6 separate regions of the Mus musculus genome follow, and all the other regions are linked to region 1. The links are chromatin loops, found by intact Hi-C in ENCODE. Cell type or tissue: left cerebral cortex. All regions are shown on one strand. Region 1 has its middle 11 kb from the start of Gm36268. Region 2 has its middle 13 kb from the start of Txnrd3. Region 3 overlaps Plxna1 (plexin A1). Region 4 holds the start of Plxna1 (plexin A1). Region 5 overlaps Chchd6 (coiled-coil-helix-coiled-coil-helix domain containing 6). Region 6 has its middle 2.6 kb from the start of Chst13.

Region 1 (4,000 bases):
CTGTGTGCAGCAGCCCTCTTCCAGCCTGCTGCTCCCAATCTGCAGTTGCTCATTCATGCAGACATTTACTAAATACCTACTATGTGCCAGTCAGTGCTCTAGGCTCTGGTGGTGTATAGAATAGACAGGGCCCCTGTCCTCTGGGCTGTGTTCTACTAGAAATCACAGATAACAGGCAAATAAATAGCCTGGATGAGAAGGGGGGGGGGTGATGTAAAGAGGCTATTGTTAGCTGGGGAGGCAGTGGAGACTAAGGCCATAAAGGAGAGAAGATACAGGCAGAGTTGCTTCCCAACATACCCAGAATGCCAGTTTAGGCAAAACCAAATGTTAGGACTAAACTACGGAGTCCAGGAAGAGTTAGAGGAGGCTGGTCTTGTCTGTGTGTGCTGGGATAGTCCTCTTTGAAGGAGGACAGGTTACCTGCATTGACTCAGAGTGGAAAGGGAACTGCCAGTGTTATTCAGCACAGTAGTGGACATCCCCAGACTCCTGGCCATGGGTCTTCATGGCGTTTGCTGAAGGCTAGGGTGGCTGGACTCCCAGGATACTGTGGAGCAGGGAGGTGGGTCTACTCCCTGGGTGTGAGTCCTGACCTCCAGCTCTAGCTTCCCCTCCCTGTAACAGGGTGAGTCTCCTGTTCTTAGAGGTAGTCCAGTGAAGGTTGGACAGCCAGCCCAGAGGCTTCCCAGTGCAGTCTGGGGCATACTGCTGCACTGGGTACTCACAGCCCTCCCCAGCCAGAGGCCCTCTTCCTGTGACATAGCAGAGCTTATGTAACACCAGCTCCTGGGCAGGGTGTTGTCAGCAGTTCCAAGGAGACAATGCCCTAGCTCCCAGGGTGTAACTGTAGAGACACCCTGTGTCTGTAGGACCCGTCATTGTGTGCTGGGTCCGTCCTTGGTGGTGTTGGCAGCTCAGGAGGGTTGTTTCCACAATGCTGCAGGCACACCCGAGGGCACACTGCATTTCTGATGGTGACTAATGGTGCCTGCAGCCTGCAGATCTCTGGTTCACTCATCATTTGTAGAGACAGCCTTGTCCAGCTCAGGGCCATTTGGGCTTTTTTTTTTCGTTCCCCTGCAGACCTTCTGCTCCGAGTCTCCACTGTTTTTCTCCTGTGAGGCTGTTCTCTGTGCTGACCTCTCATTCGGCTTGTGAAGGGCTGCAATTTCCCATTTGTCATGTGACTTTGTTTTTCCTTTGCTTTAAGTGTACTTTAAATCTGAAGCCCGTTCCTGGGCTGTCCTCTTCCAAGCCCGGCAGAACCTTCTCCAGGTTCTGAAAGGAAGCTGCAGAAGATGGGAGGCTTAGTGGGAATCCAGCATGGTTGGAGACTTGGGGTGCCTGCATTCTGCTTGTCCCACCACAGTGGCTGGCACACCAGTGGGGACCCCAGGCCTTGCCCTTCAGTACCAGATAGAGGTTCTGAGGTCCAGAATCTCTGGCTGCATAGACAGCACCACACACCTTAGGAAACATAACCCAGAGATGGCAATGTGGTCTCAGGACGCAATGCAGTGTGAGGACAGCAGGGGGTGCTGTGGCTCCAGGCTCTAAGGAGACAGGCAAAGGAAGAGAGGAAGAGGGGATGGGGAGGCAGGAAGAAGAGAGAGGGAGGGCAGGGAGTGGGAGGCCCTTGCTCCCTCCCCACCCTCCAAGCCATCTCCTAGGACAGACCTGGGACCTGGCTACACTCAGCTGCTCAGCCCAGACACCGTGGGGATATATTGTGGAGCTGTATCCCCATTGTCTCATGGTGTCCTCCTGCCCAAGCTCCCTGCCTAGATCCCAGTCTACCTCACCCTGTCTCTCCTCCTATACCCTTCCTGGAACCCCAGTTCATGTCTCCTCTCTGGTCCCTGTCCCACCCTCTCATCCCAGCTGTGGTCTAGCCTGTGCTGTATACTACTGGTGCACCCCTCCCTTCCAGATTGCTCCTCCCCTCCTAGCCTGGGTCCTCTTCTCCTGCTGCATCTTGTAGCCTGAATGGATGGGCTAGGAGCCACTGCTGCATCCTCTCTTCCAACCTTTTGGCTGCCTATCACCTTGAGCTAGAACCTGGCACCACTCCACTACCTTTTCCCGGTCTCAGCTTGGCTGCACACCCAGGAAGGTGGACATTGAAGACATTGCCAAGAGCCTAGCCTTTCCCAGGAATTCATCTTTAGGATGAAGACTTGGAGCCTCAGAGAGGTCAGCCATTCACCCAAAAATCACACAGCGGAATGGATATGCTCCGGGGTTTAGGAAAGGTGTTTTACTTTATGTCATATAAGTTGCCTGGTGTGTCTGGTTGGGCTATCTATCCTGAGCCTCACTGTGCCTCAGGTTCACCTTGGACTGTGAATGGACTACCCATGGACTCTGGCTGTGGAGGCCTTTGAATTTAATTGTATTCTAAAGGGTTTTGTTCCTAGGTCTGTAGGCAGGGATGTGAGGAGATGGTCTTGGAACCAGGGGTGGGAGGCTTCCCAGTTTCCTGGGCCCCTTGTCAGCTGAGAGAGGGGCTCTTGGACATGCCAGTCTGGCAAGCTGAGAGGCTGGACCCAGGAGAGGGATAAGGCCTGGCACGATGCCTGGCCACCTCTGCCAGACAGCGTGAGAGACACTGGAAAGTGACTCATCTGCATAAAGTTTTATTTCGTTTGACTTTGGTTTATTCAGCAGTCGTATTTTGTAGCTCATGCTGGATTTGAACTTTCCATCCTGCCTAAACCTCCTATGGCCAGCTCTGTCTTCCCGTTTGTGAGAGCTGGCAACAGATTCAGATTTTTCCAAACTTTCAGGTAGAAGAAAATGGGTCTCTGGGCTGGGTCCAACCAGGTTGAACAGTATGGTCCAGTCAGTTCCTGGTCCCTAGGTTCCCAGTCCAGCACTGAACACACTGATGGTCATTAAAGCCCTGCCCAGCAGGGGAGCAATTTACCTGTGATACACCTTTCCTAGGCCTGGTGCCTGGGGCTCAGGACCTAGAGAACCTATTCACAGGCACCTGCTGGTAGTATCCTGTCTTCCCTCCTCCAGGCTATGCCCACCAACACAAACAAAGCAGTTAACCCCCTAAGCATAAGCTGGTTCTTGGCCTTGCTCTACAGTCCCCTGTCCCTTCCCTTGGAGGTCTGCTGGTCCCATCTTACCTGCCAGGTCTTAGTTTAAATTTCACCCCAGGATGCTTCTACGCCACCAATCAATCCTGTTTAACTTTCTGTCCTAGGGGATTTGGGGTCTGCTCTTTGTGCAAGCACGGTGGGCCAGCTGGCTCATCTGTGCAATACTGTCTCCCCATTAACTGCAACAGCCCCCAGCATCCTCACACACATGGTAAACTCTCAGTGAATGGACGGACAAATGGATGGACCAATGGATAGGGTAGGGGCTGCCTTTCCTCAGCCCCTTCCCTGGAGACCCAATTAGTGGATCATTGAAGCAGCCGGCTAGCGCACCCACAGACAGCAGTGCCCCATCTGGAAGCTTTGTTTAAAGACAGTGAAATCAGCTGCTTGGCTGGGCTACTGCCGAGGATACAGTCCTCCGAGGGCTACTGGCTCCTTGTGCCTTGTGTCCCTGACTCTGCAAATAACAGATTGAATTTAGGCCTTCTGTGGAGACTCAGAGAGGGCTGGCAGTTTGCTGAGGTCTTATCATAAGGTGTAGGAGTAGGGCTCAGAGGACAGAAGGCAGGTTCACGATTAGCAGGAAGGTCATTGGGTGGGATCCAGGTAGGAAGACCGGCAGGGAGCTCTGTTATCTTGAGGGAATGGCAGGATGGTTCTTTCCCTGTGCTACCTCAGTGGGCATAGTGCACATCCCCAGCAGATGTCAGAGGTCTCTTGGACCCAGCAACTTCCTGGTGCAAGCCCTGCCCTGTCTGCTTTGTGGCACATGGTCCTCTGATCATTGTCCAAGCATCTCTGGTCCTAGCTGTGTCTGCAGCTGGGTTCGCCTTATCACCCATCTTCAACAAATGTTCCCGGCCCTCTCTCTGGCTGGCCAGAGA
Region 2 (4,000 bases), 700 kb after region 1:
TCTCTGGAACTCAGATTTTCAGTCTTGCAGGCTATAAACATCTTGCTCACAAGACCTGAGGAACTCTCCCTCGCTCCTGGCTGCTAAGTTCCCCCGGAGCCCAGAACATCCTTCATTCTAACTTGACAAAAGCGCTGTGCTTTGAGGCCTGTTTTATAGGTTTTCTGTGCTACAGGTTTGCGGTCCGTTACCGTCATCTGTCAGAGTTATAAAGCAGCACTGTGCTCACTTTCCTGTTGGTTGATTTTATTTAGACACTAATTCCTATAGCTGTTTAAAAAGAAGAAAAAGGATGAGAGCAGGCAAGGAACACATTGCAGTCTCTCAGCAAATTCTCCTTACCTGTTCCATACATCACGTCTCAGGACAAGAAGCACAAATAACTCAAGAAATACGCATAAACAACGCCACCGGTCTTTAATAACAGACAATTAGTGGTCTCCTAAGTTGCTCTCAATTTCTGGCTGTCTCTAGATACTGGCTCCTGAGGAAGGCAGTTCCAGGGCCAGTAACTATCACTCTATGTCTTTAGCAGTAGACAGGACTTTGGCCACGGAGGTACTGAATAAATTCTTGTGGGCAGAATGATTCCTGCAAGTAAGAACCAGACCTGAGAGGCCAACGTGCTGAGCCAGGTTGATGGAGCCATTTTTCAGGGGATGGGAGGAGAAGAGAAGGAGGCAGGCTGCAAAGGAACCATGAGTAATCTTGCTTAGGTCTGCAGCCAGCTTTGTCCCTTCGAGGCTGTGTCCCTGAGACAGTCATCTCTATAAAATGAGACAGGTATGCTTCGCTCTGTCACAGCCTGAAAGCTGCTTGGGCAGAAGCAAGAGGGACATAACCTCAAAGACACTGTTGGTCTCTTGGTGTCTTTTTTATTCACTGTGTAAAATTGATACATCTGTGTAGCCATTTACACAAGTCTGTTCACTGGATATGTAATCATTTACATATAATTTCCCAGTCCCAGCCTTAGCCTCTATTACATTCTAGAATCTACTTCAGACCCCAAACTTGAAGCATTTACTCCTTGAAGCAAAATCTCTTGTCTTTTCTGCTACTCAGACTCAGTGAAGGATATTGATTTTTAAAATAAATCTATTGCTTTTTAAAGATATATTTATTGTTTTTGCCTGTGTACCACATGTGTGCAGTGCTAACGGAGGCCCGAAGAAGGTATTGGATCCCTTGGAACTGGAGTTACAGGAGGGGATGAACTACCTAATGTAGGTGCTGGGAACTGAACCCGAGTCCTCTGAAGAACCACAAGCACCCTTAACCTCTGAGCCATCTCTCCAGCCCCTATTTAAAATTTTATTATCTATTTATTATTTTATTCAGTGTTACATGAAGCCATCTTCTCACAAGTATATATGCACTTTGAGCATACCCCCACCCCCTGACTCTCCCCTTCCTCCCTCTCCCATCAGCCCCCTTTCTTCATGTTGACAGTTTCATGTCTATTCTCACATGTGATTTTACGTGTTTGTAGATTTCATGTGTGGAACTCACCAGTGTAGGGAACACTTGATGTTTGTCCTTTTGAGACGGAGTTAATCTGCTTTAAGCGATAGTGTCCAGCTGCATCCACTTTCCTACACTGTTTGGCTGAGGAAAACTCCACTGTGTGTTTACGCCCACATTTTCTGTGTCCACTCCTTTGTTGATGGAGCCTGAGGTCCGTTCCATAGCTCAGCTGTGTGTCATCTGCTCTTTTTCCTGTGGCCTCTCTGTAGGTAGCTCTTCTGTGCAGCTTGGATGGACACACCCACCAATAGTGGCAGCATGCAGACAGAAGAGGGAGCTGAGGCAGAAGCCATGCAAACAGCATCCCTCAGGTTGCTAGGATCACCAGCCTTTCCACTATTGTATTTCATTTGAACTAGGGCAGGGTCTGTGAGCTGGAAAGGGTCCCATATTGTCCCCCAATGCCCTGCAGGTGACACACCTGTAAAGTGACCCTACTCTGCCATGAGCATTTGGTTAGAGCAACACTGTGAGTATCGGTAAAGTGCTGTTAATAGCAACGGTAGGACTTAATCTAAGCACCACTTTTAATGTTTATTTTTTAACATAAGTGAGCTAAGATGTCGTGGGGGTGGGCAGCTGTTAGACCTTTTCCATGTTCTTGGCTTCCTGTAGTGGAGAACTCTGGGCCTGCAGACTCTCCAGACTGCCTCTAAGTCAGTCCCATTGCTTTGAAGTCTCCACAGCTACTGGCTGCTGGAGCTTGGCTCAGAAGGCACTGGCCCCAGCCCACTGCTTCCATAGTTCCAGGAGACCTTTCTGCCATCCCAAGCTCTGGTGATCTCTAACAGGCTGATGGGGAGCACTCCCTAGCAGCTCAGCCGAAGGCATGTGATGGCTGTGCATTGGTCCCTTGCTACTCCCTTTCTGGGCAGTATGAGCAGGTAGTTGATCTCGCTTTTGGAGTCAGCTTGGAGACAGTTTCCTGTCTGGTGTTGAGACCCCCTAAAGGTCTTTTCTTCCTTACTTATGATGTTTATCATTAGCAGACCTGGTTAGGGAGAGCCTATAGAATGAGAAAGTGACCCAAGAGACTTGGGAGCCAGAAGGCCAGGGAGGGAAGGCTGAAGGCAAGAAATCTCAGGCCCCATTCATTGGAAGATCCAAGGGAGCTACCAAGTCTTAAGGGCTGAAGGTCCTGGCATCTTGGTCCAGGAGGTGCGGGGCAGAGGGTTTCACCGCTCAAGGCCCCTAGCAGCAGTGCTTGCTGGTGCCAATCATCAGTGTTGGAAGCTAAGTGTCAAGAACCAGTGCTGGGGGTTAAGGCCCAGGGCCTGTAGCCTACATACCTGGAGCCCCAAGTCTCTACCGCAGCCTGGAGCATCTGGGCCCCTGTTCTCAGGGCTTGAGTTACAGCCTCTGGCTCTGCCAACCCAGCTCCCATGTTTCTGATGCTCAATGGGGGGAGCACCTCACCTGCTCAGATTCCTATCAGAGGAGAGGGACGCCACCAGCTGACCATCAGCACAGTCGTCTGTCTCCTGCCCTTTTCCTGTCTTCTTTCATGGTGTCCCTCTTTAGAGTCTTTCCTCACTCCTATTTCTGCCTTCAAGTTGGCCACTCAACACCAAATTCACAACTTCTTTGAGCCTCAGTTTCCTTGCCTGCTCAATAAGAGTGAGCACAGCAGCTCAGAGAGAAGTAGAGTTTCAATAAGTTCACTCATAAGTGCTAAGTGCTGAGCGCCCTAAAGCCAAGGTGACCACTCCAGGAATATCCTTCCAGCTGTTTACCCAGCAGCAGCATGGGTGGGTCTCAGCAGCCCAGCCAGGACGGCTTTTAAGAGCTGCCTCTTTCATTTCATCCCCCTTGCAGGCTCCAACCTCTGTAGTTCACAGGGCTTGCTTACCTACCCCAGTAACCCATGTCACCCTCCCCACTGTATTCTAGAGGCAGTCAAGACTCAAAGAGGTGGAGTCAAGCGAACTGGAACACAGCTCCCCAGGGAGCTGCTGTGGCTGCCGGCACTGACCACGCCTGGGTGGTGGTTGTTACTGGATTAAAGGCACCTGGCCACTTCCCTGTCGCGTGCTGAAGCCAGCAGGCAGCCAGCCTCACAAGTATCCTTCTAACAGGGGCACCTTGCTATTTTGTCTGCGTCATAAGAAGCTTTGGCGCCACCAAGTGGTTATCTAGAGAACAGTATCTTGGTACTGCAGTTTTGAGATCAACCTGAGGGGTGGCATCTCTGTCTAGCCTACAAATCCTGGTTCCCAAAGCTCATCCCTGCCTGGCTGCTCACTAGAAGTGGAAATGAGCTTTCTGAGGAAGCTTCACAGTGCACTGAATCCACACTATATCCCTCTGTTGATGCTAGGCCCCGTGTCCAGCAATGAGGAAGCAGAGAGAGACCATGGGGGTATGGCAGAGAAGGATCTGTCTGCCAGAAATGCAGAAGTGAAGCCCTGTGGACTTCCAAGTGAGGTCAGCTGAATTATGTAGTGACTTTTAAGTGCCAGGAGCTAATCAAAGT
Region 3 (4,000 bases), 430 kb after region 1:
AGGACTGGAGAGACCCGTTCTCCTAGCTTCACTTGGGCCTATCTGCCACCCCCATAGTCCACAGGACAACAAAAGGGGGCACTCCCAACCCGGAAGCCCATCTCTAGCTGGGAGATAGGTATTAGAGAACCCCAAGACAAAGTCTCTAGGTTTCCCACACCCTACCTTCCATAATCCCTCTCAACACACATCTAACTGACTTCACTCAGCGGCTCCCCAGGCTCATGGGCCTCCTTGAGGCACACCAGTTACAGAAGAGGCTATACTGGAGCTCCAGGGCACACCTATACCACCTAGGAGTCACAACAAACAAGTCAGGGCTCCAAGTGCAGTGGAGGCATGGTATGAGCTGCTCAACCTCCACTGATCAGGTGCCTGGCTCTACAACATTTGAGTCCACAGGATTCCTTGTTTACTGAGCCCCTCAATTACCAGCTCAGGCCCCAGGGCCTCAAGACCACCAACAGCACCCTAGCCTAGGATGGTGACCAGAGAACAGGCAAGGTTGGGATGTGATTCCCACAGCTGAGAAGAGGCCAGGGCTTCCTGGCCTTCCCTGGGCCCAGTCTCACCCACGGGCTCATGAGCAGGCAGGCCAGAGGGAGGAGGGCTGTGTCAGCAAGAGATCTCAGCTGTTATTTCATCTCCTGACCCTCCTGGTCCTTTGGGTACCCAGGCAACTCTACCTTCCAGTGTTACTGGAGGCTTCTTCCACCCAGGTGGGGCCCCACCTACTGCCCTTCCAGTGACAGGCTGATCCACAGCCTCTGGAAGCCCTCTCCGTCCTAAAAAGGAAGAGTCTAGAGACCAGACAGGCCAGTACATAGAGCCAGGGTCACCCCAAGGCCTGAGCCGGGCCCTCTGTCACTCAAGTCACCAGCTCCCTGGGCACCCAGGAAGGCATGGTGTGATAGGGGAGGGCTCTCCCCTTGCCCTGCCCTTGGCCTCGGCATTGCTTTGCTGCATGGTGGGTGGGAGTGGGGCTGGCTGAGGCATAATGCTGCTTCAGCAGACACCAGATCTCCCAGGGCTGAAAGAAGGGCCGAATGGGGAGGGGGGTTGCATAGTCCTGCCCAGTCCAACATCGACACCAGCTCCCCACCCCCAGCATCTAGACACACCCAAGCCTCTAGGACCCAGGCTTCTTTCTGAACAGTGGCCCTGAAACCCTGTGCAGCAGAACAAAGCCAATCACAGGAAAGGGGGAAGCCCCGACTCCTCACAAGCCCCATCTACCCATGGGTCCTCAGACAAACAAAGGACTGGGGAAAACTTCCCATGGGAAGCCCAGAAAGAAGGGAGCCTTTCAGAGGCACCCAGACATCTGAGTCCTTCAAGGTCACTGGACATGCACCCACCCACCTCATGCAGACCCAGTCTCCCTGTCAGAGAAAACCTGGTTTCTCTTTCTTGGATGGAACCTGAACACACACAAACACACCATCCAGGGGTGGCCCTTCCAAGCCCACACAGGCCTGACCTTGCGGATGCGGCCGCTGCGAGTGCCAGCAAAAACCACGGTGCGGCCTTGGTAGTCATAGGCAGCCACAGCAGTCAGGCCATCTTCCTTGTCGACAAAAAGGGGTGTGCCCTCGATGGTGACCGTGCCACCCAGTGGCTGGTTGAAATCCTGCCCGCAGAAGTCGTCATCAATCTGCAGGGGCTGTAAGCAGTGGTAAGGTTAAGTACTTAGCAGCTTCAAGGACCTTCGCCTACAACAGGGACAAGGCTGGGGAAGGCAGGCCTGGGCTGGGGGCTGGGGGCTTTATGACACCCAGACCTAAATAAGGCCTACAAAATTCTGGAGAAGAAACAGAGTCTGTGGCAGCCCAGGTCCAATGAATGCCCAAAGTGGGAGAAAGGCCCAGAGAGGGTGACTTGAAGGAAGGGCAAGTGAGCCACAGGACCCACAACTAGGCCAGCCCCTCAAGAAGTTGTCATGTTGGACAAAGAAAGAAATGGCCTCGAGCTGGGAGGCAGCCAATGGAAGTCTTCCTTCTGCAGATCTTACATTTGTACCTTGCAAAACAAAAGCTGTGTTTAAGGCAGGAGGGAGTGGGTACAAGCAGAAGGCACAGAGAAGAGAGAGGAACTTGCTGTGCGTGCAGGAGGCGATCAATACCTCAAGGTTCCGGAGATGGCTTTGAGTGGAGGCACCAGGAGGGGGCGGGGGGAGGCAGGACAGCAGTTTGGGGAGAAGGAAGAGGACAGCTGGTCCTCCTCTGGGGACTGAGGTTTATTGGGGTAGAGGCTACAAACATGGATGCAGAGGGAGGCCAGTCTGGCCGGGAATCCCTGGAAATAATCAAGGAGTAATGGGCAGGTCTGAGACCAGGGGCAGGGAATCAAGGGACACGTGGGGACACAATGCCTTTCCTGAGAAGCCAAGAGAAGAGCGGTGGCTTCACCTCCCGCTGCACTCAGAGCCTAGTCACACTCACATCACTCCTATAGGAGCCAGGCACTCCTGCTGCTCTACTCTATTCTGAGGAGCAGCCTGTGGCTCCAATTCTGAGATAGAAAACCTGCTGTCTCCCGAGGGAATAGCTGGCTTGGGGGCAGGGAGCACTGGCTGCAGAGTATCCAGCACAGGGTAGCTGGGCCGCCCCTGTCAGGGGGTGCACTCAGCACTCACTGGGCACAGTGGGGGTCCTGCCGGGAGGATTAACTCCACAGAAGCAGTTCCTGGGCTCCTTGTGATGAGCTCCAATATCATTCTACCTCTAACTGGCTGTGTGAGCTTGGGCAAACCAATCTATCCCTCTGATCCTCTATAACCTCATTTGTAAAAGGGGAACAAACTAAAACTGGTCACCACCACTCAGTGTCCCAAGGGGTTTGGAGCTGTGTGGACAGGTGCCACCAGCCACTTCCTAAGGTACAAGGTGATGGCATGGTTAGAAGCAGACTTTAGGCCCAATATGCCAGGTTCAGGTCCTGCCTCACAAGGTTGGGGGGAACCAGGGAGGGGAAAAAGTAGAAAGCAGATCCAACAAAGAGCAGGGCCACCAAGGTGCAGGTGAAATGTGACCCCAGGAAGGGTGGCGGGAGCCCCCACCCACACTCCCCTACTCCTGCTCACCGAGTTGATGCAGCCCAGCTCCTTGTTGAGCAGCCAAGGCAGGGAGAGCTTTCCTTCTCCACGGTAGCAGGATTGGATGCGCTCCTTGATTTTCTCCTTGATGGCCCTCAGTGTGAACAGGCACAGCGCCGACTCCTTGGGTGGCTTCACGCGGTTCTTCTGGCCCTGTGCGAACACAGTGAACAACACCTCCTCATCCTCAGCCAGGCCCAGCTGTTTGGCCAGGGCCTGTCCCGGCCGGCTCAGGTAGGCGTCCTGCACCAGCCGATACTCCACGCCAGCCTGCTCGCAGCCAATGGGGAACTCCACGTAAGAGTAGAACTTGGGGTCATTCACGCACAGCCGCACAATCTTGGAGGTGAAGAAGTGCTCGCCAGCGGCGTCGGGCGAGGTAAGCTGCGTGTCTAGCTGCAGGGTGAGGTAGTATACGAACTGCTCGCTGCGGAAACTGTACACATAGTAGATGTCAAAGGCTGGGAACTTGGACAATGTGTCTGAAGGGATCTTGAGCTGAGATGACACAAACTCATCCTGGTACACAAAGCCAAACATGTCAGCATCTTCCTCGTTGGCCATGAGCCGGCGACTGGACAGAGTGGGGAAGTATTCTGATTTGCCATCGATGGGTGTGCCCACGAAGAGCTTGGCCTGGCCCTGGCCGGGTGGCCCAGCAATGAGCACTCCCGCCATGCTGCCAGCCTCTCGAACACTGGACAGGTAGTGTTCCTTGCGGTGGTGCGGCTCGCCCAGCTTGAAGAGATCGTCCAACCTCAGGAACTGGCAGATGCCCTGTGAGGCACTGCCACAGGCCAACAGGCGGTTGGCTGCATAGTCCAGCAGTAGAAGCTTGTTGACGTTGTCTGTGCTGCCCAGACCATGTGGGCAGGACTGTACACTGGGGGGTGGGTAGCATTTCTC
Region 4 (4,000 bases), 430 kb after region 1:
GAAGCAGAGTCCCTGTTTTGCACCTCTGCCTAGGGCACTGGCTGAGTGCTTCCCCGACCCAGCAGACTCTTGGCCAGCCTAATGCAGCACTACCTCCTCCTGCTCACCCCCAACAAGCAATGGAGCTGGAAAACTGGGGGTGCTCTAGGAGGGCTGGAGAAGCACAGGATAGCACCACCCTGATGGGACTGAAGACCCGCAGCACCTGCTGGAAGAGGTAGGTAGCACCAGGAGCCAGAGCCAGAGGTAGGAGCCTGGCAGAGGGGCAGAGGCTCAGTTCGTTCCCATCCCCCCCCAACACACCCCTTTCTTTCAAGGGGCGTGGCCCCAGCACCCCACCGATGAGACTGAGAGGGCTCCGGCCACCTAGTAGCCTCTCTGAAGCCCTCTTGTATCCTTCCAGGGCAGCACCTGGGATCTCTGCAGGCAGAGGGGGCCTCCCAGGAATCTACACTCGCCCTTCCCTACAGCAGCCAGAGTCAGCCCATCACCGCCGCCGTCCTCGCCGTACACCAGGCCTGGGACCGTCCAGGAAGCAAGAGGGGAATCCTCCGGGGAAGGAATGACCCGTGGAGGCCCTGCGCAGGGGGAGGCCGAGGAGGCCCGAGCCGGCGTCCTCTCCGGTGGCACCGCACCGCCCCTTGCAGCCGGGTGGAGGGCCTGCGGGCCTGGGCTGGCTGCGGCGCCCACTCGCGCGCCGGAGCCGGAGGGGGCGGGGGTCCCCACGAAGCCTTGCAACTTCCACCCCACTGCCTCAGGCCGGCCCGAGGCGCAGCCAGGGACCTGCCCCGAATCCCGCGGCCCTGCCCGGGCCTGCCCAGCGCGGCGCTCGCCTGCGGCCCACGTCCCCACCCGCGGCCCGGTCCGACCCGGCGCAACACGGGCCGACATGGGCACCCGCAGGGCCCTTCCCGCGGGGCCACTGCAAACTTTCTCTCCTGCCTGGAGGAAGGGACCGCGACTGCGGCCACAGACATTGCGCCCCCCCGGATCGTAGGGCCCCGGACGTGCTGCGACCCGCCGGGACGCGGCAGCCCATAGCGGAGACCGCGCCCGGACACACGCGGGCGCCCGGCCGGAACCGCAGGACACGCCAGCCGCGGACACGCGCGCCGCAGTCCCCGCGCACACCCCCCTGGCCGCCGCCAGCGCCCCCCGGCCACTCGGGACCCCGGGCCGCGACGAGCCTCCCGCCGCCCGCGGGGAAAGTTGCGCCCCGACTCACCCGCCAACCCCGGGCGCGTCCCGCCGCTGGCCATCGTTGCGCCCCGCCGCTCGCCCCTCTGCGGGGCCGCCCACGCCGCGCAGGCCGCCCAGGCCGAGGCCGCCGCGCCCGGGCTCCGCTCCGCTGCGTGGCTGCGTCGCCGCTGCCCAGCATGAATGGGGCGCTGAGCTCCGCGCGGCTGCGGACCGGCCTCGCTCTCGCCGCCCCGCGGAGCGCCGTGCCGCGCGCATGCGCCGGCCGAAGCCGGGGGGCGGGGCCGGGGGCGGGGGCGGGGGCGGGGCGGGACCCGCGATGGCCTGCAGGGGGCGCTCGGCCCCGCGGCGAGAGCGCGCGCGGCGGGCCCCACCGCTTGCCTTCAAAGGGCGATGGCCACCTCAGCCTTAAAACTCTGGACTGGGGTGGGGGTGGGTGAGGTGGTCCGGGTGGTCCCAGGAGTCGATGCACTCTTTAAGGAGCACAGGCTGGAAGTACAGCTTTCGTGCACGGAAGGGTAAACTGAGTCCGGAGGAAGCACTTGCCCTGGTCCTATTGCTCATCTCTGCCTGCGCAACGATCGCTTAGGTGGGACCGGCACTGCACCCCGCAGGCCCCAGGAGGTGGCGCGTGCCGGGATGCCTAAGCTCAGAGGACGACTGTCCTGTCCGGTACGCGGTCCTGCAGCGGGGCGTGTTAGAACTACCCCAGCAGGATAGAGACCTCGCCGGGTCGATCGCGGGCGCGGGGCTGGCCTGCAGAGCTGGATTGCGCCAGGTCTCGGTCGGGTAGAGAACCTTTCTCAATAAGGTCACCCAGTGCAAGGCATCCAGACCAAAGCAGGCAGCTGTGCGCAGAACAGAACAGAGCAGTCAGAAAAGGTGGTCGTGGGAGGGGCGAAGGCTGACTGGGCACAGCCTGGGGGACCCAGTGCAGCTCATTCGGTAAGGACCATTGTCCGTACTCGTCTCCCAAGCAGTCATCACCCTCTTTCCCTGTGCTCATCCTTGCCTGGTTTTTCTTTGGGTGTGACCGTTTACATTTTGTCTCCCTGAATGACATATTCTTTTGTGTAGCTTGTTTGAGGATGCTATAGAAATGGTGTCCCGCCTTCCTCTCTGATAGGAATGCAGGGTCCTGTGGTCAGTCTTTGCTCTCACTGTGTGGCACAGGCTATTCTGGATAGTTAACCCTCTCTTCTGCTACTGGACTGGAGCCCCCTGCTCTAGACCTTGGTCTTTAGCTTCAACAGACGATGCAAACTTGGTTTTCCCCCAAGTGAAACCCCACCCCTCCACGTGATGGAGAAGTGTCAGCAACAGTGGGAAAGGTAATGGTTTGATTTTGCCAGGCTGAAAGTTGGTGCTGGTTCTTTTTGCTTCTGAATGGCGGTGAGACCCTTCTTCCACAGTTACACTTACCGTCGGACTCCACAGGCACTACATACTGAATGTACAAATCTCTGCTGTGCTGTACAAACCGGGTAGACAGACTGCGCAGGCCCTGTGACCTGCCCAAGCTCCCTCGCTGGTTGGTGGCAGAGCCTGGAGTCTGGCCCAGAGGTGCAGTTCAAACTGTGGGCTTCCTAGTTGCACACCTGTCTGCTTCCAATAGTTGGCTCTGCTTTCCAGTCCACAGCCTTACCTGCCTCACAGATTTGGTAATCCACTTGCAACGCTTTGGGGAGGTTACAGGCAGACTGGGGTTGTGCCTGTCCAGCTGTTCCCTGAGTTGCCTCTGCTCCTTAGCTTCAGAGGCTGACTGCCTCTGCTCACACCTGCCTTTGCCAACCTGTCTTCTGAAGTACAGCTAGGCAGGTGCTCAAGGCTCTTCCTGTTTTGTGACCCACACACAGCGGATAGGTATCCAGAATACATGAAGAACGCCAAAGAATCTACACAAACACGGCTACCATCCCACAGGAGGGGATAGGTGACCTCCGAAAACCTTTTTCTGGAGGAAATCCAGCTAGGGGCTATTGCTTTGGATCAGTTAGTAGTTCCACTGATCCCTCTCAGCTGCACTGTGCCTCCACTGATGTCTCAGCTCTTTTTTATGTGGTCTTATTGAGTCCCGAGAAGCAGCAGAAGAAGAAAGCCTGTGACCATAGAAGAGCTGGAATTGAACCTGGGCCTGCAGCTTTGGCTTGACCACATTGCAGAGAAAGGAAGTGAGTCAGCACAGCTGCTGTGACTGCTGCTGCCAGGGCTCCTCCCTCTGCGTTTCCCCCTTGGGGGTCACTTCCCTGCAGGAACTGGAAAGGAGAGGAGTAGTCCCAGGAGCAAGGTTCTGGTCAAGGGGGCCTAATAAGGTTCTTAAGGCCCCTCCCTTCACATGCTCCAGCAGCGAACAGTTTCAGGGCCATTTCTGCACCTGTGACAGACCCTCCTACAAATGGGCTCAGCTGGCTCTTCCTCCCCTCTGACAGCCCCGTATTAGGGGTAAGGGATAAGGAGGAAGGCATAGGGAGAACCCAGGCATGCTGGAGGACCCACTTCTCCCAGACCCAGGTTCAAGCCTCAGGCCATTTCAGTCTTCCCCCTGTTCCCTCATCAGAGCCTCCTAGCCCATTTCACCCTCTTCCCTCCTGCCACCTCCTAGCTGGAGGTTGTGGGCCTTTCTTGTCTCTGGCTTCCACCCATGACTCAAGGGTCAAAGTAGAGTTGGTGGAGAGCCTCCTGTTCAGAACTCTCCACATATATATGCATGCACATGTACACACATCACACAGGTATTCACACATGTACAGGTACATATACATATACTCAGATATACAAACACATATGTACTCATAGGTACACA
Region 5 (4,000 bases), 540 kb after region 1:
ACACTGTATAGTTATGTGGAAAGTTTGCAGCCTCTCCTTCCACACTAAAAGGCCATCATGGCAGAATAAACACAGTAGTATAAAAGCACCACAAAGTCTCCTTCTCTTGGACCATGAGCTTGGATGGTGCAGACTTTCCTTCCCTACCTGTCATAATGACCAGGGGAGGCCCACATGGAAGCCCAGGACTGGCCCCAAGGACGGCAGAATTCCAGCCTGAGGACTCCACCATTCCACCTTACTCTTCTTGCCTTGCCCTGAACCCTGATTTGTTCAGAGCTCCAGAATTAGCCCTTCTCCTCCTGGGCACGATCCCACTCTCCATGCCATGAAACCAAATGGGGTTCCACTGTCCAGATCTTCCCCACTTACTCTTAGATCAGGCTTTGTTGTCGGTGCCTATGCTTAAAGAAACAGAAAAGGAAAAGAAAGGGAAGAGAGGAAGAAACAGGAAGGGGATGTTGAGGGAGGGGATAAGGAGGAGCATGATGGCTGGAAGGTCTGGGAGCTGCAAATGGCAAGTCTAGGAGTGTTCAGCAAACAGAAGCCAAACTGAAGAAAAGCAGCAGCTATAGAGAAATTGTCAGAGGCTGTACTTTCCTCTTCTCAACCATTACCAGAATGAGCTTATCCATGGAAAAGATCACCCCCCCCCCCCACACACACACACACCTCCTTTCAGAGATAATACAGGTAAGCCTTACTCTTCAGCCTCACTGCAACCCCACTACCTCTAGCCTGATCTCCATCTGCTGGGATGTGGGGTGTTTTCCTCTCTATTATTGCCAGCAAAGCACTACCAGAAAGGAGAGCATACTTTTGACAGCTCCTATCGAAGCGTAGAACTATTCACAAGCATGTAAACTTCTCTGTGTGAGGAGTGGGGTGCCCCTTTCCCAGCAGTAGGGAGGAAGAGTGAGGTGGAGGAGCCTGCTGGGAGGATTGCTTCTCCCATGGCAGAGCAGAAACCGGCCTAACAGAGAAACCCAGGAGGAAGAGGAGCGCGATGAAAGGAAAGCAGATTTGGAGGGGGAAAGCTGCTACAAGGCCATTTCCTCCCACCCTACAGAAGCATGTGCACAAGCTCTGAGTAGCCAAGCCCAACGCAGAGATGAGGAGAGCACAGCAGGAAACAGTACTGCACATACAACCAGAAAGAATATCTCCATGCCTGAGAACATATGGGCGACTGTGATAATTAGAGCCATAGCTGGTGGATTTTTTTTTCAACTCCTTTTTGTAATCCCAAATCACAATTCTTAACATGGCCTGCTACAGTCAAACCTGCGCACGTGCTGCTTTGTGAAAGCTGGCTCCTTAAAGGCCGTTTGGCACTGCTCAGGCACGTGCTTAGGACTGCAGGGTATCACTGTCAGGGCTCTCTCCTCAATGCTGGCTTTCCTCTACATGCCTGGCAGAAGTGGGCAAGCAGGTGGCTGTGAAGCAGGGAGCCACCGCCCCTTGTCCTCATTACCTGGAAATCCAGAACCCACACTTCTGCCACTCTACTGTGGCATGCTCAGGAGAAACCCACGGAAAGCAAACTGTCACTTTCAAAGCTCCAAACCATGACAAATGACAGGAGAAGACTCGCTTGCAATAGCTGCTGGCTCAGATTGCTTGGCATGAGAAAGAATACTTTTCTTAGGCATGAGGAAGAATACTTTTTTAAAAATTTCCCAACCATCTTTTCCCATGTTATAAGCTATTTCTTTGGAAAATCTGTCATAATCAACAAATTAAACCTCCCAAAGTAAGCACATTACCAAATAAATTTTCAATCATAAATTGCTAGCATTTAACAAGGTAAAAATGCCTGTGACTCTGGCATTCCTGGCTCATCCTCAGCAAGCATGCAGCAGCAGAGCACTTTGATCTTCCAAGTCCCAGGAGAAAATCGATGATACAACTTTAATGCATTTGTACAGCAAGGCTTCATGTTATTATTATTTTTATCCAATGTAGCTTAACTCAAGTAAGAAAGGTACACTGGGTCTCAGCACCGCCCTGTGGTGAAAGTGAATTATTTTTCTAAAACTGGATTGTAGTAGAGCCAGCCACATTCACAGAAAATGGCCAATTAAAAAGCAATTATCTCCTTGATTGCAACTTGTTGAAAGGCTGGGATCGTGGTGCTCCTGTGGAGGCAAGAAGATGGGCATGTCCACAGGGTGACTGGTGTTGGAGTAAGTCAGCATGGGACCTGCTGTTCTCCCATCATGGTGGTCGGCTCTGGTCAGGTACCTTGGAACCTATCCAGAAGGAACCAGGCCGGAGTCTTACCTTTTCCTGGATGCGCCCCTGCTGCTCCTTGTAGAAGGTGTCACGGCGGCTGAGCTCGGCCTCTCTGTCCTCCAGTTCCCTGGCCTGGTTGGAGGAGCACAAAGCCCGAGTTAGCTGGCAGCTGGTGCTGAATGAGTGCCCCAGGGAGAAGGCAGCTGACATTTCTGCTCACAGTCACGCTCAAGGAGAAGGACAGTGGTAATGCACACAGAGCCTACGCTGTGGATGGTCATGCATATGTGTTATCCTCAATTTTCACAACAGCTCTTCAAAGTGGGTAATTAGCACAACCATTTTGCAGATGATAATCACTAATGTTTATTGAATGCTTACTGTCTGCCAAGTCCTGTTCTACATGCTTTTTGGACATTTCTAGGTTCCTTCCAAAGCCTAAGAGGAAAGCAGGGTGTACTAAGCTAGTCAGGGTCAAGAGTCACAATGGATCCCCATGACAGGAGATACAGCAGAGGGAGCAAGTAACTATTCAACAGCTCACAGCCAGAGCATGAACTTCAAGGACTCATTCAAACACATCCCTTAGGTGGGTAGAAATATATACCCTCCTCTTTAAGACTCTACCTTTCTTCCTGTACATGGGAACTCCTGCCATGATAGCTCAGCATATAGGACACAGAGCTCACAGAGCAGAGATGAACTTGGACCTGGCTAAAGCACCAAGCTGCCTCCAACCTCACAGATGGGAAAGAGCAGAGTTTGGCACTGTTTTTGGAATCCTGCTATTTGGTAGCATACCATGCCACTGTCCTACATGCTGAGCTATCATGGCAGGAGTCCCCATGTACAGCAAGAGAGGTAAAATCTTAAAGAGGAGGGTATATATTTCTACCTACCTAAGGGATGTGTTTGAATGAGTCCTTTGAGGCCAGCTTAAGAGAGCCTCCCTCCTTCAGTCATAACTTTGAGAGTCCAGGTGAACAGCTTGGAGTTAGCAGCCTAGGGGTGCAGCCCAGTCCTTTCCTTAAGTAGCCAAATGACTCTGAACTACTTCCTTGCTTACACAGACCATCTCTCTAGTGCAATGGCTAAAACTAGAATAGAAGTGTTCTCTGCTTCCCATGCCTACAAAACTGTCTGAAGGCTGAGGGTACCCCTTAGAAATGAGCAGGGTCAGAACAAGGCCTCTAAACAGGTCCATAGCATTGGAGCAGCTGGGAGCTTAGGGTAGCTGGGAGTATGGACTGGAATACCCACATCTCCACTGGGCTTTCTTTACTATGTATCAAGTTCCATTGACTCTGTCCTCAGTATACAGATGCAGTCATCATGGGCCTGAGAGGTTGGAACAGTCTGGGATACGTGGACAAGTACATCACTCCTAATTGTCATCTACCCATATGAGGTCTGTGTGAGCAAGCACTGCACTAGGCTCTTGGTGGCACTTACCCTCATCATCCCCAAAAGCACAAGCTTATCAATGACTGAGGCCTACTGTGAACATAAGTCCACACAATTTCCAAGTCCTGAACTTTTTATTTTAAGCTACACTATGGTATCTGCAGAGGGGTCTTAATCCCTCAAAAGTACAAGAGAAGAAAAGGGGTAAAGATCCTGAAAGCCCCCTCCTTGGCAGTGATGTACCTGTTGGCTTAGAACCTTCCAGAATAGTGCAATAAGAGCTGCCTGCATACCAGTGTGAGCATGCACATACTAAAAGGGCTGGAGAAAAGGGCCAAGGTTTAGGTAATGCCAGGCCAGG
Region 6 (4,000 bases), 1.4 Mb after region 1:
TGGAACTTCTGCTCTCACAGCAGCCCCTCAGTTCCCTCTCTGGGGAAGACCACTTTGAAGAAACTCTCCACGTGGACCACACAAGTGATCACAAGCTGATTCTGAATGGAAGTGTGTGCACCAGTCAGGACACGGCCCTTCCTGAAAACTAAGGACTGGATTTGCATCAGTCATAGCGCAGGGAGCCAGGAAAAAGACTCCCCCTCATCGTGAGTAAAAATGCCCCAGAGTCATGTTAATTCCCCCAAGGCTGATGATGGGCAGAAAGTCCTGCATCCTGCACAAACTGTTTGAAACAGCAGTGACTGAGACCAGGAGTCCGGAGCTTCGAGATCCAGCAGCTGAAATCAGAAACTCAGCTTCCCAAGGTGCTCAAGGAGAGTTCAAAGCAGCCAGAAACCATGAGGACAGTAGTAAGGTTAGATAAAGCTGAAAGCCTCACTGCCGAGGAAGGCTCTAAGTGTCAGGATCACAAATCTTCCAGGACCCAGCAACTTAGCTTATGTAAAGGAAAAAAAAATAGCATGTGGTTTAAACCCAGCTCTTGGGAGGCAGAGGCAGGCCAATCTCTGTGAGTTCGAGGACAGCCTAATCTACAAATCCAGGACTATTAAACAGAAAAACCCTGTCTCAAAAAAAAATCAATCAATCAACCACCCAATAAAAAGTAAAAGATAATATTGAAGGGGTACTTTGTAATAGAGGCCTTTTTATAGCTGTCTTCACAGTGCCCAGTGTCCTAGGAGCCCACAGTGACTTTTCAGGTAGGAAGGGAGGTGGTCTGCACCACAGTGCAGGACAGCAGCCAGAGGTGTGTGGGGCAGAGAATACGTGAGGGAACCCATCTCTGGCCTGGTTCTACCTGCTACAGTTTGCTCTGGGTGCCATCACCCACTCAAGACCCAGTCAAGTAGAGAAATGGAAAGAGCAGGCCTTCTACAGCATTTCTTAATGGCAGGGCCAAACAGCTAGGCTGAACACAAGCCCAAGGGACCTGTGGATGTCAGTCCTTCCCCCATCCCAGGATCAGTTATAAATGTTTCTTCCTTCCCCCAAGCTCACACTGTAGCATGCTTTCTTATGTGTCGAGTCCCATTTGAATCCCAGTTCATGCAGGCATTGTCCAGCCTGAAGGAGAAGTGAGAGATCTCAGGCATGTCTTTCCTGGGCACTAGATCTGTTGTACTTGGTCATGTCACCCACAGCTGCTGCAGGCACAGGCACTCGGAGCTTATTTCAGACAGGGGGTTGCATTGTAGAGAGACACCAGAGTGAAGTCCACCCTTTGACAGATAAAGAAAGGGCTGGGAGTGTGGCTTAGTGTTAGAGGGCTTTCCTGAGCAGTGAAGCCCTTGCTTACATCCTGGTGCCACAAAATACAAATAAATAGAAGAGAAAGACATCCAGTGAGCACTGTGGGCTGCAGACTGCTCCTGATCTCGGGGTCTTGCTGCCCTGATGCCAGCCTCGTAGAGAACCCAAACAAGCAGCTGGCCCTGTGTGCACAGGAAGGGCATGGCTGACCCAACATTTAGCCTTGCGTGTATGGGATGAGGTGCTGCACCCAACACTAGCGTCTTACCTGCCATCTGTACTCAATTTCCCTGTACAATGGCGGTAATATTAAACCTCACTTTGTTGTGGAGGCTATATGAGGAGCAGAGATACTTGAACAGCCTCAGGTGTGGCAAGTGCCGTGTAAGGACTTGATATTAGAATTCAATAATCCTAATTGGTTCCTCTTATAGCAATGATCTATTATCAATTAATGAAGACTATGAAACAAATAACATTTATACGTTTAGCTTCAAATAGCAACAATGGTTCTACCTCCTTTCTGGGTGGGAACCCAGCTCACACTAAAACCACATAAATCCCTCGAGGAATGTCTGCTTCCTTTCAGCCCAGCCCAGAACCCGAGGATGCTGGATAACACACAATACCTATCTGCCCCCCCCCCCCCCAATCTCACCCAAACTCTCAGACCAGAACCTAGTCTTCCAATCTTCGGTGTGTTTTTGGCCTTCTACGCTGCCACCTGGTGACCAAAATTGAGAATAGCTCAGCCCACTATTGTCCTTAGAGATGAGCATCGGTGGAGACTACCAGAAAGATTGGAATCCATGTGCAGAAGCCTGCCTCCAAGAACAGGTAGCTCCGTGGAAAAGCTTCCTTTTGCCTGCTGCAAAGGCCCTCAGATGTGTGTCAATTATAACTAAGTAGCAAATTGCCTTGAACTTTGGAAACATCCAAAAACCACTTCAATGCTGTGGATCAGGATCCTAGGAAGGCTCCTGGTGGTATGCTTCCCCCAGAGATCCCATGCTGCTGCAGGCAGATGGTAACAAGATGGCCATCATCTTATCAGGAGGCCTGCCATGATGGTATGTGACATACGTAACTATCTTTCTCAGGAGCCTGGAATCTTGGGGCCATTCCCAGAGAACGTGGCTGTGTGGCCTGTCTCTGACCTGATCACATTTCCCTTAGTTCCCTGGAGCCACTGAGGCTGTCCAGGTTCCAGTGACAGGTGAATCCCAGCCTCACACAAAGACATGCCTGAAAATTTGTAGATCTGATTTAATTCTGTCTCTGCATGTTAAAGAAGCAGTAAGGAACCATGAAGTTGGCCTGGCCTAGCTGCCTTGAGAGGCATGTGTCTTCGGATTTTCAGGTTAGAGTCCATGACTCCTAGGGCACAATGTGCCTTCCAGTTTCTGAGAGACTGACACACTGCCTCAGGAAGTGCAGTATTCAGGCCTCTCTGCTTCAATGTATGTTCCCTCAGAAGTCAAGGAAGCATGGACGCTTGACAGGACAGTTAGTCTTAGGTAGTAATATTGTGTACCCTGTATAGCTTGTAAATGTCATTGAATCCTAGCAACTTCAACTGTACTGATCCTGGCAATTGTCATTATGTTCTGTTTCTGATAAAGGTTTAAAAAGTCTGATTGCTCCCAATAAAATTGCCACAGTTTTGCTGTGAACACCTTCCCCCCAGCAGCCTGATTTAATTCCTCATGGCGTATCAGATGACGTTGGCCTGGTAAGTATGTGCAGGCACTTACAAAGGAGGCTCTGTGGCGAGTGCCAGTGGATGGACAAAGTGAGAGATGGTGCATCTCCCGGAGCCTACAGTGAGCATTTATTTCTAAACACACCAAAAATCTGACGGCTGAGATATCTGGATGCTGGCTGTGCCTCTTCTCTTCTGTGTCGGTTGGAAGGGGAAGGGCTAGCAAGAGGCCAAAACTGTCTCTGGAGATGGAGTCTTTAGTGCAGGTATCAATGAGAAAAATGCCAACATCTCATGTGGTGCTGATTGCATGAGGGGCATCGTTCAGGGCCCTTCAGGTATGGACCTCATTCCATCCCCAGCTACACCTGTGAGGTATTAGTGTTGTTAGGGCCATCTATCCCTTGGTGTTCATGCCACTGGAACTGCAGATACCAATCCCCAGGGTCATCTCCCTTACATGTTATAAAGTGGTGTGTAACCTATAAAATCCTCCCCTTACTTTCTGTCATCCTTGGGTGCCATGTGAAACCTAACACAATGCCATTGTTGTGGCAATAGACTTCACACTGCATCTCTGGCGAGCCCACAGTCAGGATAGGCATAGGTAAGGCTTTGTACAGTTTGTAAGAATCATCCTCAAATGGGGATCCTGAGGGCCATCCATCCTTTCCTTACAGAGAGGCCAGGAAACATACCCAGGGACACACAGCTAGTGAGCAGGGTAGTTGTGGTCCAAGCCAAACACACTTCTGTGTTCAGCTTATGTGAATCTCTTACTCCATTAAAATGTTTACAGTTTGTTTTCTGACTAAATAACTTATTCTAGGGTGAGATTCACATGCAATTGTGAGGTGGCATAGGTACTCCATGTGCCCATATGTCTCCCTAGTGGTGACATCTTGAACATTCCAGTCAGGGTGCTGAACTTGAGGATGTCCACTGCAATATAAAATCAGCTTCAGTTGGTTACAAATATTTAAA

What was found. Peaks named below come from ENCODE experiments on the same cell type or tissue, not always from the same donor. Only the 100,000 strongest peaks of a DNase experiment are listed, where the experiment ranks them.
Region 2: a loop joins it to region 1, with 4 times the contacts of the local background. A loop is called at or near these places in 24 of 42 quality-filtered maps.
Region 3: it touches region 1 in a loop (4-fold over the local background); 18 of 42 quality-filtered maps call a loop at or near these places.
Region 4: a loop joins it to region 1, with 4 times the contacts of the local background. A loop is called at or near these places in 16 of 42 quality-filtered maps.
Region 5: a loop joins it to region 1, with 4 times the contacts of the local background. A loop is called at or near these places in 5 of 42 quality-filtered maps.
Region 6: a loop joins it to region 1, with 9 times the contacts of the local background. A loop is called at or near these places in 3 of 42 quality-filtered maps.

Annotation. Positions count from the first base shown.
Region 1 is chr6:88,926,207-88,930,206 of GRCm38, forward strand. No RefSeq gene overlaps it. Among named protein-coding and RNA genes, the nearest start is that of Gm36268, 11 kb to the left of the region's middle. In left cerebral cortex, a CTCF peak has its summit at 1,522 (motif pointing right); DNase peaks (open chromatin) are centred at 822 and 1,532; H3K27ac peaks cover 762 bases.
Region 2 is chr6:89,628,609-89,632,608 of GRCm38, forward strand. No RefSeq gene overlaps it. Among named protein-coding and RNA genes, the nearest start is that of Txnrd3, 13 kb to the right of the region's middle. In left cerebral cortex, CTCF peaks have their summits at 1,803 (motif pointing right) and 3,669 (motif pointing left); a DNase peak (open chromatin) is centred at 3,633.
Region 3 is chr6:89,353,376-89,357,375 of GRCm38, forward strand. Plxna1 (plexin A1) reads right to left here. Exons shown (of 32, transcript NM_008881.2): 2 at 3,083-4,000; 3 at 1,481-1,663. Among named protein-coding and RNA genes, the nearest start is that of Gm40415, 6.0 kb to the right of the region's middle. In left cerebral cortex, a CTCF peak has its summit at 2,434; a DNase peak (open chromatin) is centred at 2,514.
Region 4 is chr6:89,361,182-89,365,181 of GRCm38, forward strand. It overlaps Plxna1 (plexin A1), which reads right to left and starts at 1,432. Exons shown (of 32, transcript NM_008881.2): 1 at 1,226-1,432. It overlaps Gm40415, which reads left to right and starts at 174. Exons shown (of 2, transcript XM_017321867.2): 1 at 174-217; 2 at 404-1,410. The coding sequence starts at 563. The coding sequence ends at 997. In left cerebral cortex, CTCF peaks have their summits at 163, 1,586 and 1,787; DNase peaks (open chromatin) are centred at 599, 1,392, 1,893 and 2,738; H3K4me3 peaks cover 2,217 bases; H3K27ac peaks cover 1,490 bases.
Region 5 is chr6:89,465,107-89,469,106 of GRCm38, forward strand. Chchd6 (coiled-coil-helix-coiled-coil-helix domain containing 6) reads right to left here. Exons shown (of 8, transcript NM_025351.3): 5 at 2,284-2,367. It overlaps Gm46966 (a long non-coding RNA gene), which reads left to right. Exons shown (of 4, transcript XR_003956465.1): 4 at 1-1,485. Among named protein-coding and RNA genes, the nearest start is that of Gm46966, 14 kb to the left of the region's middle. In left cerebral cortex, a CTCF peak has its summit at 2,012; DNase peaks (open chromatin) are centred at 1,128, 1,328, 1,472 and 1,998; H3K27ac peaks cover 661 bases.
Region 6 is chr6:90,325,794-90,329,793 of GRCm38, forward strand. No RefSeq gene overlaps it. Among named protein-coding and RNA genes, the nearest start is that of Chst13, 2.6 kb to the left of the region's middle. In left cerebral cortex, a CTCF peak has its summit at 2,060 (motif pointing left); a DNase peak (open chromatin) is centred at 2,039.